3 separate regions of the Homo sapiens genome follow, and regions 1 and 2 are each linked to region 3. Evidence: chromatin loops called from intact Hi-C (ENCODE). Cell type or tissue: gastrocnemius medialis. All regions are shown on one strand.

Region 1 (8,000 bases), 460 kb before region 3:
CCAAGCTGATTCAAGTCAAGTTTGAGCCATTCGCAACCCTTAGTACTGCAAGCCGCGTTTTTTTTTTTTTTTTTTTTTTTTTTTTTTTTATCCCTGGGGAAATGAGTGAATGGCTGGGGGACACAGCTGAGATGGAAAATCTGGAAGGAAAGTGCTCCAACCACGCCGTCTCTCTCCCCTGCACATGTGCCCTGTGGCACCTCAAAGTTCCCTTCACCGCGGAGGCTGCTGGGTTTCTCCGCATTTTCCCATCCAGCCCCGCCGCCGCCTGCCATCCAGCCCTCCTCCCAGGCTTGCTGCAGCCGGCCCAGCTGCGAGGGGGCCCGAGGACGGCACTGCACAAAGGCCCCATTCTCAGCTGGCGGGGGCTGTTATCAGCCCAGCCTAAACTGTGAATCACCTGCATCTGTGGGCAGCCCTGTGGGTGGGGCTGCTTGATTTCCCCTCTGGGCCTCCCTTGGCCAGAACCTGTGAGTGGGGGCGGACTCTCAATAAAGGTTCATTGTTTTCCATCCCCTCTGCTATCGGGTTCTGTGACTGCCTTCCCGAGCCCCTTCCTCTGCTCCTCATTCAGCCTCTTCTCCCTGGACCCTGGCCCTCTGAGCACCATTCCACACCCCACCTCACCTTGATTATCAGCAGAATCCCTTCAGGAGAGCCCAGGTGGTGACCCGGGAAAGCAGGAGAAGGGCATTGGCTGGCTTTGCCTCCAGGGCAGTCAGAATGAAGGCGGATCTGAACCGCTGGCTGGCTCCCCAACTTACTTGAGGTCCCCCACTGACTGCAGACAGCAACCAAGCTGTCCTGGGCCTGTGGTGTCACCTGGTGGTCAGCCTTGGAACTTGTCTGGGAGGTTGGGGGGGGGGGGGGCGGTCACACATGTTCCGTAATCTCTCTATTCTTCCCTGTTTTTTGTTTTTGTTTTAAACTGTAATGGGTTCAGTTCTGCTCATTCTTCCTCAGGCCATCTTTAAAACAGAAATTCCAAATCCCAGAGCCTACTTCGGTCATCTCCCTTTCTTCCGACCTTACCCCAATTACCTCAAGAGGTCCTTTTCCCACTGTATGTTCAGTCTACCCAGCCAACGTGCTGACTGAGACAGGGCAGGCCCACCCCCAAGTCAAGAAAAAGGCAGACTGAAAGTCAGAGAGATAACTAGAATGATGAAGAATAGAAGTTTTCGACTTCAAAAGCCCTTGAAAACTTTCCTTCAGAATGCCACACCCATCTGCCCATCCTCCTGTTAAGAACCCTGCTTTCCTTCAAGCATCAGTTTTCAAGAGAAAATAGGTTGACTTTTCCAGATCCGCATTGTGATTTTTCCATTTCTACTACAGGTCTTGCAACAGTAGGGTTTTCTGTCCTTCCCGTGTAGCTGAATGGCAGCCCAGCTTTGAGATGGGTTTAATGGGCATTTATTATGCCCCAACCTGGAAAACTGAGCCCCATTCATAACCCTGAGTTCTCGACTTTCTATTGGCTCATTGTGTGAAATGCCAAACCACTTCATAGAAACATTTTGAAATCTAACCCATTGGAAAGTCGGGACAGCCTGACGAAGATATTTAAAGGAAAGGTCATGAGATGCTTTCTGAGCAGGATGGTGGCTGCTGCTTCTTGTTCCTGTTGCCATTTCAAACAGGCTAGTATATGAGAACTATCTGATTTCCCCAAAATGGAAATCCTGATCCTTGAAGAAGTCTTGAGGCTTCCGAAATGGGTTGTGCCAGTGGCCTAAGGTTGGGGGAACGAGGTGTGGAGTGATGAGTTAAGTAGCGATGTGAGCACAGAGACTAGGCAGAGAGGATGTGAGGAGGCCGGGTTGAGTGGAGGATCTGGAGAGAGTTTTAGTGCCAAGACTGGAGACAGACCCAACTGACTTCTACCTGACAAGAAGGGCCCAGTGGAAACACATGGAGACTCCAGGCAGGTGAATAATTTCATATCCTACCAAAGCCATATTCTTTTACTATGTTCCACTTTAGTGTAGCAGAAACTGATCTGTGCTTGGAGGAATGAGGGAGTAGACAGAGAAGAGGGTCCCCGTTACCAAGTAGGCAGAGAAGAGGGTCCCTGTTAGCAACACTCCATCTCCTCTGAGCGGTTCAGCTCTCACCCCAATGAGACAAAAACTCTGCAGAGACCTTCCCCACCTTCCTTAGAGACTGACTGCTATTATACTAGCCTGCTCTTTTGGGGGTATCCCTAATCACCCTATTGCAAACCACTCATTAAAACATGCAACTGTCCCATAGAGGAGTTGCAGATATGGTTTTCTTGGTCTCCTTTTATTTCCAGTGATGTTGGAGTGCCTCCGAAAGATGGCACCCTGGGAAGCTTCTGGGTGCTGGGCACTGAGCATGTTATCTCATTTCATCTCCCTGCCAGGGCACTATCATAAGCTCCATTCCACCTGGTGCAACTGAGGCTGAGGGCAGTTAGGTTAGCTGCCCAAGAGGTTAAGAGCTGCTGAGAGCTGTTGAGAGCTGCCATCCTACCTTGGAGCTGAGATCTGAATTCAGCTTCATCCATCTTAGTCTGAAGATCTTCACTTCCTCCCCTTCCTGCAGGACAAAATGGAAAGAAAAAGCCCTTGAGAACAGGAGGGTAGGACCTATGAGGGGCCATAGGGGGTGGAGGTTCGAACAGGGAGCTACGAGCCCACTCAGATATCCAGTGGGCAGCAGGGAGGAAGACTGCCTGCCCAGGACGGCCACAAAACAGCCCTGGGGGGGTGAGGGGGGTGTGAGGAGCCAGCATGGGAAAGTGAAGGAGCCTTGTTCTGTAGAGGGAAACCCCCTCCTCCGCAGCAGAAACACTAGAAGTGTCCACTGATAGAACAGGGTGGGCCTGGGTCAGCAAAAAGCCCAAGAGAGATCTTTGCAGGAGAAATCTCTCCTTCGGTGCTGGAATTGGAGAGTGAATAAAGTCCTTTGGGCCAGGTGGAGTCAGCAGTGCCGAAAGCCTGGGAGGTGGCCCTGGTTGGTCCCTCTTTTCCCATCTCCCCTCCTTCAGCTCCAGAGCCAAGGAGGGGCTGGCCGTCCGTTCCTGGCCTCACCAGCAGAGGTCTCCAGAGCAGGGAGCAGAGGGCTTGGGGTGGGGGAGGGAATGGAAGGATGCCCTGCACCTTCCGCCCTGCTCACAGATGTCCAGGGGTCCACTGCATGGGTGGTCTTGACTCATGCATAGGTGTGTCTGTATTTGTGTGCATCCGTGTGGGGGTATGTAAGTGCGGGAAGTGGGTGTATGTGCATTTATGGGTGTGTAGGTGTCTGTGGGTGCATGCATGTTTGTAAGTGTGCTGGGTGGTGTCTCTGCGTGTATGTTTGCCCATTCCATCTTCGCACATGTTGGCACTGCTTGTGGCCCTGCGTATATCTGTGTGCAAGTGAGTCCTGCATCATTTGTGCATAGTTGTCTATGCTTGGGCTTGTAAGGAGAGAGGAGAAAAATAAGTGACCTGGGGAAGGGGATGCTTTGACATCTCAACATTCTAGGAGGCAGGGATGTGGGGTCGTCTGTACTGTCCCATGTCCACACACACTGACCCAACCTGGCCACCTCCTGCCCCTTCCTTAGCACAGACCCTGAATTTGTTTGTTAAAACCTCATTTACAGCAGGTGTTGCTGACAACCAGTTCCCAGGAAGCAAGGCCTTCCAGAGCGCTCTCTCGCTCGCTCTCGCGCTCTCTCTCTCTCTCTCTCTCTCTCTCTCTCTCTCTCTCTCCCTCTCCCTCTCTCTCTGTAGCTGGTAAACATTATTCTCATTGTTGCGGGGGGCAGTGGAGCCACAGAGTATGGTGGGAGGCAGAGAGCTGCAGTGGGGGAACCACATGCCCATGGCTGACTCACCCATGGGTGAGCAAAGGCAGTGGCCATGAGGGAAAGTGCAAGGAAAAGCCCTGGACAAGGCCTAGCTCTGCTCCTGGCCTGAGGCCCTGCACTGGAGCTCAGTCAGTGCTGGGGGGCAGGCAGAAGGGAGGCCCCTTACCCATGTCACGCTGAAAATCCTTGCCGCAGGGAGTAGGGCAGAGTCTGGAGCCTACCACATGATGGGAAGGTGTGTTTACTTCCCACTGCTGCTGTAACAAATCGCCACCAACTTAGCGGCTTAAAGCAACACAAATTTATACAGCTCTGGAGGCCAGAAGGGCAAAATCAGCATCTTTGGGCTAAAAACAAGGTGTTGGCAGGGCTGCTCTCCTTCTGGAGGATCTAGGGGAGAACCCATTTCCTTGCCTTTCCCACTTCTAGAGGCCACCTGCATTCCTTGGCTTGGGGCCCCTGCCTCCATCTTCAAAGTCAGCTGAGCCTGGGCAGTATAGTGAGACCCCATCTCTACAAAAATTTTAAAAATTAGCCAGTGTGGTGGTACACGCCTGTAGTTCCAGCTACTCAGGAAGCTAAAGTGGGAGGATCACTTGAGCCCAGGAGGCAGAGGTTGCAGTGAACCGAGATCACACCACTGCACTCCAGCCTTGGCAACAGTGCCAGTCCCTGTTTCTAAACAAAAACAAACAAATGAAATCAGCTGCACGTGATATCTTCAAGTCTCCCTTCTGTCTGCTCGCACATGCCTTTTCACTGCCTTTGACCTTCCTGCCTCCCTCTTATGTGGACCCTTGTGATGATGTTGGGCCTTCCCAGATAATCCATGATAATCTCCCCATCTTAAGACCCTTAACAGAATTACATCTACAAGTCCCTTTTGCCTTTGAGGTGACATTCACAGGTTCTAGGGATTAGGATGTGGACATCTTCAGGGGGCCATTATTCTAACAAAGAGGACAATCACAGACAGACTGGCAAAAAGGGGTGACATTCCTATTCCCCCCATGGTTTCACCCATTGAGGACCCGCATTCCTGCTGAAGAGCCCGCTGGCCCTGGAGGGCTTTCCCCTGTGCTTTCCCTCATGGCCACTGCCTTTCTCCCCGACACGGGTGAGCCAGCCATGGGCATGCATTTCCCCCACTGCAGCTCTCTACCTGCCTCCCACAATACTGGCCCTGGAGTGAGCAGCTCTTGGCACCAGGAACTAGGGCTCACTGGCTGGGTAAAGGGTCATTGTCCTCGCTTCCTACCCTCCCAGCAGCCCGTGGCCAGGCACCAGCTATGACCCCAGCTCACACCAAGCCCTTGAGCCCCTAAACCCCTGAGCCTCCCTCATCCCCACCCAACCGGCTCCACATCTAGCCCCCGCCAGACCTCAGGCTTGTGTCCACTCTCCCTGAACGCTCCTCTCTGGCTCTCCCTCAGTCCCCTTACCCCTCTGGATTCCCGTCCTGTCACGGCCCCCACTCCTGGCCCCAGAGGCTGTCTGTCTCTTCCTGACTGTGGGGCTCCACCCTGCTGGCTTCAGGCCCCCCAGCCCTCTCCACATGTGCGAAAACCACATGCATGGGCTCTCTTCGGCTCGCCACAGAAAGCCCAACAGCAGGACCCAGAGTGAGGAGGATCACGCACGTTAGCCCAGCCGGGCCAGTGCTGGGGGGCCTGAGGGCACTGCCAGCCCCCCAGATGCCTTACAAAGCCAAACTCCCATCGTGGTCAGCCTCACATCTGGGATAAGGCTGGAAATTCCAATGGCTCTCGGCTGCTAAGAAATGTGTTGAATCTTCCCAGAGATTTGGTGGAAGTGGGAAGCATTGTGTGGTAGGGGTGGGGCCACTCCCGCCATAGGACTCCCAGAGCTCTGGGGAAGTCCAGATGGCACAATGTGTCCACAGTGGCTGTGTTGGTTCCCCCCACCCCCTCTGCCTAGCTCCCCGCCCGCTGAAGATGAAAGGTGCCCAGGGCCAGGGTGCAGCTCATTTCTCGCTGGCACCCACAAGTCTGTCTACTGGTGTGCATGTGAAACTCTGACGTTTCTGATAGAGACTTGAGTTATTTTTTCCTGGAGAGAAAAATGTTGACATGACTTTGGAGGATTGTCTGCCTAGAAAATCCCCAATGCACGAAGAAGACAAGTTCCTCCCCTTCTCACACACGCACCCCTGCGCACTCACGCACATTCCCTGGAGGCCCTGGTCTGTGGGCCTCCTTGGGGCCTCACCTCCGCCTCTAGCCCACGTCCATCCCGTGTGCGACAGGATTCCATAGAGCTGGGGCCTGCAGGGTCCCGGAGCAGGATCGGCCGCTGGCTAGTTCTGCGTCTCTAGGTGGAACCTATACTTATTAGGTTTCTGCAGCTGCTGTAGCAAATCGCTACTAACCAAGGGCCTTAAACAACACACGTTTATTCTCTTACAATTCTGGAGGCCAGCAGCCCTTAAATCAGTCTCAATGGGCTAATGTCAAGGTGTCGGCAGAGCTGGTTCCTTCTGGAGGCTCCAGGGGAGAATCCACTTCCTTGCCTTTTTCAGTGTCTAGTGGCCACCTCTATTTCTCAGCTTGTGGTCCCTTCCTCCATCTTCAAAGAGCATCACTCTAATTTCGGATTCCTTCATCGTGTCACCTTCTTCTCTGATTCTGACTCCTTCTGCATCCCTCTTCCAAGGACACTGAGATTAGGTTGGGCACACCTGGGTTATCCCCATCTGGAGATCCTTGATTGCACGCGCTAAGTCCCTGTTGCCCTGTTAAGAGAACATATTCACAGGCTCTGGGGATAAGGATGTGAACGTGTTTGGGGGCCATTGTTCAACCTTCCATAGCCAGTGTCCCTCTCAGGGCCTCAAGCTTCAAGGGACAGTCTCCCTGGGCCTCTTCCAGCTCTGATGCTAAAACAAGAGTCTCTTGCCTTATCGGACGTCTGGTCAAATGGGCACGGCCCCTCCCCTCTCTACTCAGTGCTGAGTCCTGGGACTCGTCAGAATGGAGGTCCTCTCTACCCTGCAAGCAGCCCCAGGAGTCTGATGCCCTGATCTGGGGCCCTCAGCCCTCAGCCCGTGCTGAAGGAGATCCTCCATCTGTGAAGAGTTAACCCCAGCCCAACTTAGTTTAGGATCTTAATTTCAACCTTCCCTAAGGCAGAGTCCTCCTCTGCCCACCTGTGATGTGGGGAGAAGAATCCTAGACCCTACGCAAGGCTGCTGGGTAGGGAGTGGAGATCTCTGAATGGGAGAGGCAGGGCTATGAAACTCACTCCTAACAATAATCCACGTTGGCTTAAACTCCCAGAGCTCAGGCCACCCAGGCACAGCCTGGCCTCCCCAGCAGTGTGCTGGGCTCTGGTCCCTGAAGTGCCCAAGAGCCCTTTGGAAGCCATGTGAGGCTGTTTACTATGGCAGAAGGGCTTCCTAGGGCAGATGGTACTGTGCTTTATGCCCAGAAACAGTAAAATGCTGAGTCTACCTACACATACCTATGGGAAGATGCAGCCACAGTTTGGTTCATGTTTTTCCACTGCTTAACATTTTTTCACTCTTCTCTCCTGGATAGCTCTCAGGCATCACCTCCTCCAGAAAGTCTTCCTTGAAGTCTGCGGAAACTAAATTCCCTCCTTGATGCTCCCTAAATCCCACAGACAGGTTCATTGTGTCCAGGTGAGGAACGGATTTTGTCCTCTAGACAAGAGAAAGCCACTCACTGCCTTGGAGGTGCTGAGAGTAGGAGAAGAGCAGTGTCTGCTGAGATGGTGCTGGGCTCTGCCAAGCCTGCCCTCCCGGAGGACCCTCACCCCACCTCACCTCTCCCGCAACAGGAGGACCCAAGGCCAGGAGGGAAGACTTTATGATCTTGAAGAGTCAAAGCTTCTTGTCCCTGGGAGTAGGTCAAATCGCCTTCTCTTATCACCCAGATGTTGCTGCCAAACTGCTACAGGACCCAGACCTAGGTGGGTGGCCACCTCACCCCCAGAGTGAGGTACCAGGTACCAGTGGGTCTACCCTGTATGCCAGACTGAAGGTCAGGACAAAGCTGGAACCAGCTGTGTGCAGCTGGAGGTAGGGCAAGTGTGCCTAGCTCTCTGGAATCTTTGCTTTCTCTGGTCAGATTATCCCAGCAGGGCTCCAGATCTCACCAGAACCCTTTAGTGGCTCCCTCTGCATTTCCTCTAT
Region 2 (8,000 bases), 58 kb after region 3:
AAATTTCAAAATAGAATAGAATTGTATTTTAGACTGTATGGAATGGCTTTCTTCATCCATTGAGAGAAAAGTAGATCACAGTTACTACTCTGAAGAATAAGAAATGCAAGTTCCACATTCTCCCCTCTAACTAGGGTTGCATTCTGCCTGCAAGTCACTTCACTGCCTCCGTGTATTCAGACGGCAGTCACATTCACCTAAGGCTTGACTCTTAAACTCATAGTTTTACCACTAGGCACAGATCTAGCTTTGCCAGGGCAACTATGCTCTTGGAAGGGTGTACCTCAGGTGTGGCCCAGCCATTCCAATGTAAATGATGTTCTTCTCTGTCATTTATATTTTTAACTCTTAAAGGTTTTAAGCACATGTAAGTATATTTAATTATTATTAATTTAAAGGAAGTTCATGGGGCAAAAGGTTATGTTTAAAAGCAGGAATTCTCCAGTAATGTAAATAACACTAATTTCTTGATGACTTTGGATTTTTATTGACTCCTAAACTGAGACATTTCTTTAGCTAAAGTCAGCAATACGAAGAATCAAGTTTTTCATAGGGGACGGGGTTCCAGTGTTAGAACACTGCTATTACATATACAGTTCATCGCTCATTCAGTCATCAGTTTCTTCTCACGCCTATGTATGTGAGGTTACCATGTGAATGGCAACATAGAAAAATGACTGGACCTCATTACAACGGAAACTAATGTTTTACAGAAAAACAGTCAGGATCTTATTTTTTATTTAAGCAGTCACTGGAAGAATTCTTTGGTTTATAAGAACCTGTCTTTTTGTGATAATTGTTTTTTTTTTTAACAAACATCTCTTATTTTACATTAATTCCCAATTTTAACACGGCTGTCGCACACAAATTAAATACATAAGATTTGGGTGCTATGTGAAAAGTGTCAAGGCAAAATAATGTTCATAGGAAGCTTTCACGTCTTAGTTACAGTAAAAGCAAAATACACTTCCCTTAATTTGTTTTTTAAACACTACCCAACAAACCCAAAAAACTAAATGTTTTAACTTGTCCTTGGAAAGAGAAGTTGGGAAATCAAAGGCCTCTAGCACATGTTTACTTCTTAGCAAGATGGTGAACATCAGTGAAGTAATCATTAATCATAGCTGGATTCCTCAGCAAAGATGTTGGCATTGGCACTACAGCCAGTCACCAGCAATGACTGCAAGTAACTCTAGGACACTGACGCCTATTTGATTTGGAAGAGAATAAGGAACATAATGATGCCTGAAATGTCCTGTGCGCCTTTGCCTTTCTTCATCTCAAGGCCTTGCAACATCACAAGCGCAGCTGTTAACCAGATGCATGCAACATAAGCCACAGAGTGTGAGAAAAAAAGTATTAGCATTATTTCCATGGAACTAGTCATGTGGTTATTATAGAAATAATCAGCATTAGCATACTACAATATTTGTTTTGTTCTTGAATTGTAACACCCTAGGGAAAAAGTTGCCTTTATTTTTAAAAAGTTAAAAATGAAAGTACATGTTATATATCTTTGCTGAAAAATGGTGGGAAATGGATTTGTCAAAACCATATGGAAAGGAAGAGGGAATCAATTAAAAACAGAAATCTAATAAATCTAAAATATTTCCAAATGAAATGCTTGTGGTAAGCTAACTTCTTGTAAACACCGCACTCAAGTCACTTGAACAGTCCCAGATGGTGAACTAACTTTGTGGTCTTAAAACAAAAGTCAGCCAAAAAAACCAAGACTACAACTTTATTATCAATGCAGTGGGAAACATGAGATCCATAATCAACCAACATGTTACTTTTTTTCTTTCCAAAATTTAAGAGATTTGTGGAGTTTTACTAAATAAGACAATTTTAAGCTAAAGTTTAAGTCTGTGTATGTGAAATGGAGAAATAAAAATTAGAGATAAAACTACAGTTAAAAGTGAGGTAAAATCTACAGTTATTTATATACCTTAGAAAAAATTTCTAAAAATGCCACAGTTTTGAAATGTATTATAAAGTCTAACATTCTAAATTACCATGAACTTTCTTCAGTTAACATTTGTATGATTTTATTCAAGAAAAATTTTAAACCTTTTTTTAGAGTTGGGTTATAAAAAAAAAAGTGATTTATGCGTTGACCAGAAATTATACATGGTGGAATAAACATGTGCCTTACCTGCTCCACCGTCAATAATCCATCAGAAGATTCTGGCACAGGCTGCATGGGCAGAAGCTGGCACAACATGCCTAAAAGTAAAGCAACTTCCTTCATACTTCTCCAACAACATACCAGCACCATCTGCGCAGTTACATCACATGTTTTTACTTCTTTACCTTAAACAAAAAAAAACACAACGATTGCAACCTTGATTACTCATATCCCAGGTTTCTAAAAACAAGCTTATTCATAATTTCCCCAAGAATAATCTGCTTGAACAAACCCGATTTGTCATGTTATATTTACTCAGAAGGAAAGAAGCTAACATTTGTCGAGCATGTGTTATGAGAAGAAATCATGCTAAGTTTTTTTTTTTTTCTTTTTTGGAGACAGGGTCTCGCTCTGTCACCCAGGCTGGGGTGCAGTAGCATGCTCATGGCTCACTGCAGCCTTGACCTCCCAGGCTCATGCAATCCTTCTACTTCAGCCTCCCTAGTAGCTGGGACTACAGGTATGCGCCACCACACCCAGTTAATTTTTGTATTTTTTTGTAAAGACAGGGTTTCACCACATCACCTCCTGGACTAAAGCAATTCTCTCGCTTGGGCCTCCCAAAGTGCTGGGATTATAGACATGAGCCACCATGCCAGGCCCAGTATTTTAATTTATTATTTTCAAATTAAATTTTAAAATAAAACACAATATTGTTCCAAAACTTGTTTAATCTTTAATTTCCAAAGATTAAACAAACTCTGCCTCTCTGTCATAAAGTATGATATGGATGACTATAATAAATACACTCCTTATTTATTTTGGTGAGCATGACTGTTGCATTAGTAAAGGAGTAGAATATAACTTTTAAAATCAAAGGAAAATACAAATTATCTTTCAAAATATATTTAATTCCCATGGCCAATAAGCTATAATTAGCCTTACTTACTCTCTTATTCTAGTTTTAGGAGTATTTTTGGTACTGATATTTTTTTAAAATCCAAGATGAACTATTATATTAAATAAAAGAGCACGCTGACAAAATGGTACTTATAGGGTAACCTCATTTGTGTTTTTATTTAAAAAGCCCAATGCATTAAATGGGTAAGTGTACATACACATAAACATATAAAATAAGTACAAAATAATATATTGCACTAAAGAAGGAAGACATGGAATTGGAGAGGAAACCTTGGAGGAATTTAATTTGTTTTTAATTCATATGTACCTCTGTTGTTTGAAACTATTACAATAGGCTATAATTACATTTATACATTATTTTGTGTAATTTAAAAATTTAAGTGTGGAGATAATTTTTTGCAAGACAATATCCCCACCTAGTGGAGAATGTAGAATATGTAATACATCACTAAGAAATTGCTGCTTCTGATGACGTTTTACAGCACTGCAGAAAATTCAGTAACAACTAATGATCAAACAAGATGTAAGAACTCGAATTCTGGAAGCTTGACACAACAAAGCAGCTCCCATTTTACTAATAAGGTTTGTTTCCTTTAAAAGCCTGCTTGACTTTAAGAACTCTCACAGCAGACAATGAACCACATTGCTGGGAGAAGTTGATTGCTGCCCAAACCCAGGTTCATTATATAGCACTGCTCTTATATCACCTGGGCTGTCAAGGCAGGTTTTATCACTCCAAGGCTTTCTGTTCTAACAGCTTGTTCGCTGCACAACAGCACCTAATAGGCTGGTGAAAGTCTTCTTTAATTTAATTTAATTTTATTATTATTATACTTTAAGTTTTAGGGTACATGTGCACAATGTGCAGGTTAGTTACATATGTATACATGTGCCATGCTGGTGTGCTGCACCCATTAACTACTCATTTAGCATTAGGTATATCTCCTAAAGCTATCCCTCCCTCCTCCCCCCTCCCCCCACCCCACAACAGTCCCCAGAGTGTGATGTTCCCCTTCCTGTGCCCATGTGTTCTCATTGTTCAATTCCCACCTATGAGTGAGAATATGTGGTGTTTCGTTTTTTGTTCTTGCGATAGTTTACTGAGAATGATGATTTCCAATTTCATCCATGTCCCTACAAAGGACATGAACTCATCATTTTTTATGGCTGCATAGTATTCCATGGTGTATATATGCCACATTTTCTTAATCCAGTCTATCATTGTTGGACATTTGGGTTGCTTCCAAGTCTTTGCTATTGTGAATAGTGCCGCAATAAACATACATGTGCATGTGTCTTTATAGCAGCATGATTTATAGTCCTTTGGGTATATACCCAGTAATGGGATGGCTGGCTCAAATGGTATTTCTAGTTCTAGATCCCTGAGGAATCGCCACACTGACTTCCACAATGGTTGAACTAGTTTACAGTCCCACCAACAGTGTAAAAGTGTTCCTATTTCTCCACATCCTCTCCAGCACCTGTTGTTTCCTGACTTTTTAATGATTGCCATTCTACCTGGTGTGAGATGGTATCTCATTGTGGTTTTGATTTGCATTTCTCTGATGGCCAGTGATGGTGAGCATTTTTTCATGTGTTTTCTGGCTGCATAAATGTCTTCTTTTGAGAAGTTCTGTTCATGTCCTTTGCCCACTTTTTGATGGGGTTGTTTTTTTCTTGTAAATTTGTTTTGAGTTCATTGTAGATTCTGCATATTAGCCCTTTGTCAGATGAGTAGGTTGCGAAAATTTTCTCCCATTTTGTAGGTTGCCTGTTCACTCTGATGGTAGTTTCTTTTGCTGTGCAGAAGCTCTTTAGTTTAATTAGATCCCATTTGTCAATTTTGGCTTTTGTTGCCATTGCTTTTGGTGTTTTAGACATGAAGTCCTTGCCCATGCCTATGTCCTGAATGGTAATGCCTAGGTTTTCTTCTAGGGTTTTTATGGTTTTAGGTCTAAAGTTTAAGTCTTTAATCCGTCTTGAATTAATTTTTGTATAAGGTGTAAGGAAGGGATCCAGTTTCAGCTTTCTACATATGGCTAGCCTGTTTTCCCAGCACCATTTATTAAATAGGGAATCCTCTCCCCCATTGCTTGTTTTTCTCAGGTTTGTCAAAGATCAGGTAGTTGTAGATAAGAGTGGCGTTATTTCTGAGGGCTCTGTTCTGTTCCATTGATCTATATCTCTGTTTTGGTACCAGTACCACGCTGTTTTGGTTACTGTAGCCTTATAGCATAGTTTGAAGTCAGGTAGCATGATGCCTCCAGCTTTGTTCTTTTGGCTTAGGATTGACTTGGCAATGCGGGCTCTTTTTTGGTGCCATATGAACTGTAAAGTAGTTTTTTCCAATTCTGTGAAGAAAGGCATTGGTAGCTTGATGGGGATGGCATTGAATCTATAAATTACCTTGGGCAGTATGGCCACTTTCATGATATTGATTCTTCCTACCCATGAGCATGGAATGTTCTTCCATTTCCTTGTATCCTCTTTTATTTCATTGAGCAGTGGTTTGTAGTTCTCCTTGAAGAGGTCCTTCACGTCCCTTGTAAGTTGGATTCCTAGGTATTTTATTCTCTTTGAAGCAATTGTGAATGGGAGTTCACTCATGATTTGGCTCTCTGTTTGTCTGTTATTGGTGTATAAGAATGCTTGTGATTTTTGTACATTGATTTTGTATCCTGAGACTTTGCTGAAGTTGCTTATCAGCTTAAGGAGATTTTGGGCTGAGAAAATGGGGTTTTCTAGATATACAATCATGTCATCTGCAAACAGGGACAATTTGACTTCCTCTTTTCCTAACTGAATACCCTTTATTTCCTTCTCCTGCCTAATTGCCCTGGCCAGAACTTCCAACACTATGTTGAATAGGAGTGGTGAGAGAGGGCATCCCTGTCTTGTGCCAGTTTTCAAAGGGAATGCTTCCAGTTTTCGCCCATTCAGTATGACATTCGCTGTGGGTTTGTCACAGATAGCTCTTATTATTTTGAGATACGTCCCATCAATATCTAATTTATTGAGTTTTTAGCATGAAGCGTTGTTGAATTTTGTCAAAGGCCTTTTCTGCATCTATTGAGATAATCATGTGGTTTTTGTCTTTCGTTCTGTTTATATCCTGGATTACATTTATTGATTTGCATATATTGAACCAGCCTTGCATCCCAGGGATGAAGCCCACTTGATCATGGTGGATAAGCTTTTTAATGTGCTGCTGGATTCGGTTTGCCAGTATTTTATTGAGGATTTTTGCATCAATGTTCATCAAGGATATTGGTCTATAATTCTCTTTTTTGGTTGTGTCTCTGCCTGGCTTTGGTATCAGGATGATGCTGGCCTCATAAAATGAGTTAGGGAGGATTCCCTCTTTTTCTATTGATTGGAATAGTTTCAGAAGGAATGGTACCAGTTCCTCCTTGTACCTCTGGTAGAATTCGGCTGTGAATCCATCTGGTCCTGGACTCTTTTTGTTGGTAAGCTATTGATTATTGCCACAATTTCAGAGCCTGCTATTGGTCTATTCAGAGATTCAAGTTCTTCCTGGTTTAGTCGTGGGAGGGTGTATGTGTCGAGGAATTTATCCATTTCTTCTAGATTTTCTAGTTTATTTGCGTAGAAGTGTTTGTAGTATTCTCTGATGGTAGTTTGTATTTCTGTGGGATCGGTGGTGATATCCCCTTTATCATTTTTTATTGCGTCTATTTGATTCTTCTCTCTTTTCTTCTTTATTAGTCTTGCTAGTGGTCTATCAATTTTGTTGATCCTTTCAAAAAACCAGCTCCTGGATTCATTAATTTTTTGAAGGGTTTTTTGTGTCTGTATTTCCTTCAGTTCTGCTCTGACTTTAGTTATTTCTTGCCTTCTGCTAGCTTTTGAATGTGTTTGCTCTTGCTTTTCTAGTTCTTTTAATTGTGATGTTAGGGTGTCAATTTTGGATCTTTCCTGCTTTCTCTTGTGGGCATTTAGTGCTACAAATTTCCCTCTACACACTGCTTTGAATGTGTCCGAGAGATTCTGGTATGTTGTGTCTTTGTTCTCGTTGGTTTCAAAGAACATCTTTATTTCTGCCTTCATTTCGTTATGTACCCAGTAGTCATTCAGGAGCAGGTTGTTCAGTTTCCATGTAGTTGAGTGGTTTTGAGTTTCTTAATCCTGAGTTCTAGTTTGATTGCACTGTGGTCTGAGAGACAGTTTGTTATAATGTCTGATCTTTTACATTTGCTGAGGAGAGCTTTACTTCCCACTACGTGGTCAATTTTGGAATAGGTGTGGTGTGGTGCTGAAAAAAATGTATATTCTGTTGATTTGGGGTGGAGAGTTCTGTAGATGTCTATTAGGTCCGCTTGGTGCAGAACTGAGTTCAATTCCTGGATATCCTTGTTAACTTTCTGTCTCGTTGATCTGTCTAATGTTGACGGTGGGGTGTTAAAGTCTCCCATTATTATTGTGTGGGAGTCTAAGTCTCTTTGTAGGTCACTCAGGACTTGCTTTATGAATCTGGGTGCTCCTGCATTGGGTGCATACATATTTAGGATAGTGAGCTCTTCTTGTTGAATTGATCCCTTTACCATTATGTAATGGCCTTCTTTGTCTCTTTTGATCTTTGTTGGTTTAAAGTCTGTTTTATCCGAGACTAGGATTGCAACCCCTGCCTTTTTTTGGTTTCCATTTGCTTGGTAGATCTTCCTCCATCCTTTTATTTTGAGCCTATGTGTGTCTCTGCACATGAGATGGGTTTCCTGAATACAGCACACTGATGGGTCTTGACTCTTTTATCCAATTTGCCAGCCTGTGTCTTTCAATTGGAGCATTTAGTCCATTTACATTTAAAGTTAATATTGTTATGTGTGAATTTGATCCTGTCATTATGATGTTAGCTGGTTATTTTGCTCGTTAGTTGATGCAGTTTCTTCCTAGCCTCAATGGTCTTTACAATTTGGCATGATTTTGCAGTGGC
Region 3 (8,000 bases):
GACTCTGTCTTGGGGGGGAAAAAAAAAAAAAAGAAAAAAAAATTACCCCGGCCACAGTCAAAAGAAAATTCTGTTTTTCAATTTGGCCAAATAGGGCTTGCTACAAGTTACTATGTAGTTCGAAGCAAATAAGCTATTCTGAATTCTAATAATTACATTCTCTAAAATATGAAAACCCAATTGCCCTGCAGCTTTCAATTTTAGTTTTGAGAATTCAATTCTTTCCCAAACAATAGCGTGGGTAACCACAGAAACTTGTGGAATCTCTTTTCCTAGAAAACATGAAGAACAGGAGAGAAGCCAGTCTGTCTGGAAATTGCTTCAAAATCTCTCTATAAGCACGATGCTGGACTGGATTAGATGCCCCTTGAAGGATCCTTCCAGACCTACACCACTAAAATGCTAAGAAAAATAACTAAAATAATTCTCTATCACTTATACCCTGGAAAATAAAATAAATACAATTTAACATCTCCCAACATAGTCACTAGAAACAATTTTACTTGGATCATCCCATGATTTTAGAAACACATTTTCTTCTTAAATTGTACTAAATTATCCTAAGCTATTAATTTGAATATGAGCTCTCTTTAATAAGACAGAATAGAGATTGTACTTAACACAGTAAACAAAACTATTATTTTGTTCCTCTTTCAATCTACCTGTTTCCATGTACCCCAAATCTACTCATTTCCCAATGCCTTGTAAAAAATACTACTTCCCCCCAACATATACTCCACTCAATTCTACCATTTATAAATTTCTAATGTGTTCATCACTCACATCACATTGTACAGGTGATTTTTATATGGTGTCTCCTATTTGTATCTGACTCACATGTAACAATTTTTGTCTTCCTAACTGAACTGTAAACTCCTTGAGTAAGATCCAAGTTTTATATTCTTCATGTACTCCCCTATTATGTTAATACTGAGTTCATGATAAGTGCTTTCAAATTCTCATTGGCTCACTGATTTAAGGTGGAGAGTGTGCAAAAGCTAGACAATGCTATACATTAAGAACCTGCATGAAGCTTTGGCAAAGCACACTCCAAGAAGTCAAAAATAAACCTTTTCTGATTGCTACATATTGACATGTATCATTTAGCTGGGACTCACAGCTGAAAGTTAATACACACAGGGGCTAAAAGGAAAGACCTAGAGCTAAGCGCCATATTAGTTTAGCTCCTGTCCTGTAAGAAATGAGGAGCTATGAAGCTGAGCTCACTCACATGGAGATGGAGGCTATTTTAGAAAACATGCATATTGCACAGGTTGCAGAGCTTTGCTGGTTCTGATTTTACATAAAATCAGTTCTTCATTCTGTCAGGCCAAGTCAGTCACGCAGCAATAAACAGAAAGGAAAAGAGCTTTAAAAGTTAAAATGTAATAATATTACTTTAAAAGCACAAGTGAAACTTCTGTTTTCTCATTCTTTAAAACCCAAAAAACACATCTAAAATAAGACTAATGGGTGCAAAAATTCAGTCATTACAGGTACCCTCTACACACTTACAAAGGATCCTCTGCTCCTTTCTTTATATATGAAACAGGAACTTCTTGTCTGTACTATGCGACAGGGACTGTTCTACGGCACTGGGAATACATCATTTTACCAAACTTACAATTCCAGTAACATTATGTAAAGCCTTACTTTAGTATTTTAAAAAAAGAAAAGACCTCAGGAATATTCCAAACCTTATTTTACAGAGAAGAAAACCAAAGCCCAGAGAGGTTGGCTATTTTGTCTCAGTTGATTATAGTGGTTATATTGTAACAAACGCAGGAGTAGAAACCAGATTTCTTATTTCTCCTCTAGTAACAAAATTTACTTATTCATTAGGCAATTATTCCTATATGCCTTCTATATGCCAGATACTATGCTAGACTCTAGGTACCCAAGAATGGTTAAGATACTGACCTTGTCCTCAAAAAGCACGGTCTTAAGAGCAAGACAATCAGATGAGTACAATCACAGAAGTGGTAACAGAAAGAAAAACCAAACTATATCTCTAATTGCCTAGGACTTCCAATATGTTAAAGAAAATGAACTTCTAATAGTTTGTTTTATCCTCACAATAGCCCTAGGAGTAGACAGCACAGATCTTATTATTCCTGGTATATAGATGGAGAAACTGAAGTGCAAAGTGGATAAGGGGGCCTATTAAGGTCATCTCCAGTGGCAGCAAAATGCCTAGAAACCAGGTTTGTTTACTCCAAGTCAGACCTTTATTTCCCATTAGATGGAAAAAGCAGATGTTCTTTTTATGTCCAGTTCCCTCTGACCAAGAACACACATTTCCAAATTGCGAGCAGGACAATCTGTGGTTGTGAAAGGAAACAACTGACTTGTGAGGTGTGTCACCGGCTGAGGTTAGTTATCCGGTGGATAAGTAACCAACCAAGATATCATTATTACTAGCCTTCTTAAAGTGCCCATTACGTACCCAGAACAGATGAAAAAGGTCCTTCCTTCAGAAAGTTAATATTGGAAGGAACAGGCATATAAACATTTAAACAAAAAGTGACATAATTAAACAAACTAAAACTAAAAGAACCATCACAAGCAACTGCAAATTTAAGACACTAAAGGTTTTGCAAAGCAAACCTAATGGGAGCTGCCAAGAAATATATCTTCATGGGTTAAACAGGGAACAGAAGCCTTGTACACATAATGGTCCATACCGATCTTCAGATTACTAAAATTAAAAGCTCTCACATTCTTCACAGTTAAAAACTTCTCATTCCTATTTCCTTTTTTCTAGAAATCTTATATATTTTGTAATCTTTCCTATCCAAGAGGAATAAATTTATAATGGAGGTTTCCATCATTGTAACTTTGGCAAAAAATTAAAATTGTATAGTATCACTGCCCTATTCTTCCTCCCTCAGATACAACCTAAATGAGGTTTTCTCATTTTCTGATCATTTTCTCCTATACATAGTAAAATGTATATATATTTATATATATATTCAAGAATCACTTCATAAAAAACAAAAAAAAATTTTCTTCAAGTTCAGTTTTAAACATTAATTTTACTTGTTTGATGACTTAATATCATATTTCATTTATACCAGTATTTATCAAGGCCTTATAACATGACCCAACTGTTTTAAACTGTAGCACACTGGAGAATTATTAACAAAATAGACAAAGCTAAGGAGAAACAAATATTAGTGATTTCAAGTTAGTGACAGGAAGAATTTCTTTAAGAACAGGCTAAAAAATAAAAATTATAATCATCCCTCCACAAGAGTAATGTTTTATTTATTTAAAAAATACTCAGTTAAAAAAAAAATTAAAAAGCTCTCTGGTATTGCCTGAACATGCTCAAGGGATTTATACTTACAGCCAGTTACCTTCCTTTTAAATATCTGGTGAATGTTACAGGGTGACAAGAAGCAATTTAAATGATAATTCGGAAATACCATAGTAGGTTTCATTAGAATTATCACTAGTACATCACAAAATGATTTCATATTTTTTTAATTCCTAAGATTTAGTTCCATCACACAAAAATGCATTTCAATAAACATTAGCTTAAAACTTAAATATGAAGCATAATGACTTTTTTAGGGAAGAAGGGAATAGGGCTTTGAATATAACTCTAGATCCTCAAGAGAAAGACCACTGGGCCAAACTGGATCCTAAATAAAGTTAAGGAAGTAATTAAATGTGCAGCAACAGTGACATCTAGTGTTAACAACTGCAAGTCAATTAGATTACCATTAAATCCTCTTAAGTGCTAAAAAACAACTATTCAAAGCTTTTCTTCTTTAAAAACAAACAGATCTTGTGCATTTTTATCTAAAAACTACCCAAAATCAAAATGGTTCCACAGGTTTCTTTTCAGGCATAACAAAAAAGCTGTTTTTTAAAGACAAAAACAAATTAGAGGTTAAACATAAAACTAAAGACCAAAAGTAAAAAGCACTGTTTATTTCTTGTGGTTAACACATATAGGTGCTCCTCTTAGTACAAGAGTTTAATGCAAAGGTAATGTGAGAGATGTTCTAATGAGAGGATCATAAACATTTAAACTTCCACCTATAAAATTAAAGATATTATACAAGCTAGGATAATATATACAAGTAAAGTTAAGACATTTCAGGACTACTTAAAGAAGATGCAATTAAAAAAAAAAAAACAAAAAAAACACTAGCTTTTGCATGGAGAAACAAGCTCTACATTTCACCCCTTGCTACCTTGCTAAATTTTTGTTGCTTTGAAAGGTCCACTTATTAAACAGTTGATATTTTTGCCCAAGGGTTTATAACTTGGCAGCATAGGTTAATTCATTACAGTATTTTTATAGTTTTATGCTCTAGATGAATCTATAACAGTAGGCACAATTTCAAAATTTGTTTTTGGCCAGGACAATATTGTATTTTTTAAAAAAAGTAAAGTTAGCCTTAAATGGAGCTTACCTATTTGTTTTGGAATGTTCATCCTTTGCCCTTTTAACTCCAAAAATTCTTGTGATCAAGGCACTAAAGAGAAGTGTGGATGAATTTCGCACCTAATGTACAAACGAAAACACAATAAGGCTTAAATATTCTTGGCATGAAACCAACGTTTACAATGTTCAAACTAGATAATTCAAAATCATTACCTAACTGGCTAGTGTGAGGCTAAAAAGACAGATTTGTGTTCATAAAATAATTTAAAAAAAAAACTTGACAGTCATCGATTCAATGACTTCAATTGAGCTCTACAACCCAATCACATGCACACAACACAGCCTTTTCCTATATTCCTAATATTACCATCAACAGTTTTCACTAATCTCTGCACTTAGAGCATCAAATAACACTTTTCTAAAAATTCATTTTTCTATATGCTTCCTGACAATGAAGATTGCAGTAAAACCTCAGCTCTTTCCATTTATTTTCTGAAATCATTTTACCTACGAGAAAATACTTATAAAACCTAACTTCAAAGAACCAGGCCCAGTGGCTTACACCTGTAATCCCAGCTACTTGGGAGGCTAAAGTGGAAGGACTGCTTGAGGCCAGGAGTTTGAGACCAGCCTGGGCAATACAGTAAGACCCCCATCTCAAAAAAAAAAAAAAGTATTTTTTTAGAGATTTTTTTGTTTGTTTTGCTTTTGACTTTTTGTTGTTGTTGTTATTTTTACAGCCATGGCACATGCCTATAGTCCCAGGTAGTCAGAAGGCTCAGGCAGGAGGATTGCATAAGGCCAGGAGTTTGAGGCTGCAGTAAGCTATGATTGTGCCACTGTGCTCCAGCCTGGGCAAAAGAGTGAGAACCTGTCTTTAAAAAAACAAAAAGAAAATCCAAAAATCCTAACTTCAAAGAATCCAGGTAATTAATATGGCTAAGAAAATAGTTAAATCCAAAATGTTGCTTATCAGCTTCACAATGCAAGTAACTTACCAAGTAATTTCAATACTGAAATTAACTGATAACATTAGTAAAGATAAGAGGCAGGAATTACCATGAATAAACACAAATTATTTCTCCAAGATGATAATAATCTTTTCCCTATCTTTTCCAAACCAATGTGTCAAGATGCTTTGGAAGAGCATAAAAGGGTCTTGACTGTTTTGGCACTATAGGCTTCCTCAATTACTCTGTAAAAATCGGTGTAGAGATATATATGTACTCACCTTGCTACAGTGTGTAAGGCCCTATACCAGCACCATGGATAAGATCCAGAAACAGAAAACACATACTTACTGGTATTACAGACCTTATACTCTAATTAAGTAAGTGACATAACCACATGGTGTGTTAAATAGCAATATAAGTAGAAAGATCACTAAAAGTAACGTTAAGATTTAGAAAACAGCTTCCTGAAAGCAATGCCCTTAGAGTCACAAGCTCAAATGCTCACAGGAAAAGTGAGTGACACAGGCAGCAGTGGACTTGGTCTAATGCAGTCAGTGTCAGCTGAGTTGCTGCCATGAGGAAATATAAGTCCAGTTTTGCCAGATCATCTGCTTTTTCAAGAGAAGCCAGGAACCCTGGTTTTTATGTGAAATCTATTTTGAAATGCTGGCAGGAAATTAAAGGAAAAAAAGAACCAAACACCATGAAAGCCAAATAAAACAGTGGTAGGCTAGTTTGTCCTACTGGCCACCAGTTTGTAACCTCTCCTCTAGAAGCCCAGAACTGACTCAAGTCATGCATGGTAGCCATAGAAGTGAACTTTACAGATATACTGGCACAATCCATATCAAAAATGCAATAAAACCCTAAAACTGAACAGATTCACTTACGTTCATTCAACAGCCATCAAACATCCAAGGAGGCCCTACTATGTGCCCTGCCTAATTTAATCCCCAAATAACAAATCAATCCATGCTGTTACTTTATCAATATAATCTCTGCCCTCATTCAGGTCTGGATTATCTTCTACCTGATCTAGTGAGGTAGTTCCCAAAGACTTTTAGGTCTAAGATGACTTGGTAAAGATATCTGGGACCTTCTCTCCTCTCAGAAATCACACAAAAACACAAAAAGAAAAGGAAAACAGAAACACAGACTCCATCTTGCCCTAAGCCATACTTTCTGACAAAGGCTGCCAGATGCAGTAAAATTAAAACAGGAGTGCCTGGAGATGTTGAGAAATGCACACCTTAAACAAAACTGTAGAGGACTATTTTACAAAGTGAATGGATACCCTCTGAAACAAAACTCCTTTGATTCAATAGACTGACGGCAGGAGACACATGTCTTTTTAGTAATATTAAGATGGACCAGACAGTTCTAATCCTATCTGCCTGATCCATCCTGATATGGTCTGAATATTTGTGTTCCCCAAAAATTCACATGTTGAAATTCTAACCTCCAAGGAGTTAGGTGGTGGAGGCCCTTGGGAAATAATTAAGTCATGGGGGTAGAGCTCTCACGAATGCGATTAGTGCCCTTATAAAAGAGGCCCCAGTGAGCTGCCTCACTTCTACCATGTGAGGACACAGCTAAAAGGTGCTATCTATGAACCAGAAAGTAGGCCTTCACCAGACACTGAATCTGCCACCATATTGATCTTGGACTTTCCAGCCTCCAAACTGTGGGAAATAAATTTGTGGTATTTTGTTATAGCAGCCCGAAGGGACTAAGATATCCCTTATAAAGTGCCCTCATTAGCGATCAATGATGATCATTACATTTTCCATTAGGTGCAGCAAAATCACGATATTCTATAGGCCTTCTGCATTAATCATTTACATCCTCAGAAAAACTTTATTTTTTTAAAGTTTTTCCTCATCTGCTATTTGGTTACCCTGTTCATCAGTTAGTAAAGAATTATTTCCATATATTGATCATTTTCAGAATAATTAGTTCATGCCATACCAACCTCCAAAGGTGACTGCATGATTGTTTTAAAATCACTTTTAAATTACTTTTTTAAATTGAGGTATAATTCACATATAAAATTTATTATTTTAAAGGATGCTATTCAGTGGTTTTTGCTATATTAACAAAGTGTGAAGCTATCACCACTAACCAAATTCCACAATATTTTCATTACCTCAAAATGAAACTCGGGAGCCGTTAGTCGTCACTCCCTATTCTCCTGCAGTAGGAAAGCACAATCTACTTTGTGTCTCTATAAACTTGCCTTTTCTGGATACTTCATATACATGGGATCATGTAGTATGCGGCCTTTAATGTTTGGCTTCTTTCACCTAGCATAATGTTCTCAAGGTTCCCCCATGTTGTAGCATGTATCAGTATGTTATTCCTTTTTTATGGCTTAATAATATCCCATTGTACAGATATACCGTATTTTTAAAATCTGTTCTTCATTTGACGGACATTTGGGCTATTTCCAATTTGGAATATTATGAATAATTTTGCTAAGAATATTCATGTACAAGTTTTTGTGTGAACATGTTTTCATTTCTCATGACTATATACCTAGAAGTAGTATTGCTTGGTCACAGAGTAACTCTATGTTTAACCTTCAAAAGAACTGCCAAAGTGGTAGCACCATTTCATAGTCTCACTGGCAATGTATTAGCGTTCCAATT

Evidence for each region. A loop is a pair of places that touch in the nucleus more often than their neighbours do. Peaks named below come from ENCODE experiments on the same cell type or tissue, not always from the same donor. Only the 100,000 strongest peaks of a DNase experiment are listed, where the experiment ranks them.
Region 1: it touches region 3 in a loop (3-fold over the local background); 29 of 110 quality-filtered maps call a loop at or near these places.
Region 2: it touches region 3 in a loop (3-fold over the local background); 28 of 110 quality-filtered maps call a loop at or near these places.

Annotation. Positions count from the first base shown.
Region 1 is chr2:43,021,608-43,029,607 of GRCh38, forward strand. It overlaps LINC01819 (long intergenic non-protein coding RNA 1819), which reads right to left. Exons shown (of 6, transcript NR_110585.1): 5 at 7,307-8,000; 6 at 6,246-6,578. Among named protein-coding and RNA genes, the nearest start is that of LINC01819, 14 kb to the right of the region's middle. RefSeq lists enhancers at 4,580-5,396, 5,397-6,212. In gastrocnemius medialis, CTCF peaks have their summits at 834 (motif pointing left), 3,057 (motif pointing right) and 3,256; DNase peaks (open chromatin) are centred at 3,074 and 5,704; H3K27ac peaks cover 378 bases.
Region 2 is chr2:43,539,004-43,547,003 of GRCh38, forward strand. It overlaps THADA (THADA armadillo repeat containing), which reads right to left. Exons shown (of 38, transcript NM_022065.5): 21 at 2,156-2,313. Among named protein-coding and RNA genes, the nearest start is that of THADA, 53 kb to the right of the region's middle. In gastrocnemius medialis, a CTCF peak has its summit at 3,463 (motif pointing left); a DNase peak (open chromatin) is centred at 1,218; H3K27ac peaks cover 3,006 bases.
Region 3 is chr2:43,480,807-43,488,806 of GRCh38, forward strand. It overlaps THADA (THADA armadillo repeat containing), which reads right to left. Exons shown (of 38, transcript NM_022065.5): 26 at 4,428-4,519. Among named protein-coding and RNA genes, the nearest start is that of THADA, 110 kb to the right of the region's middle. In gastrocnemius medialis, a CTCF peak has its summit at 3,687 (motif pointing left); DNase peaks (open chromatin) are centred at 2,335 and 5,895; H3K4me3 peaks cover 422 bases; H3K27ac peaks cover 4,365 bases.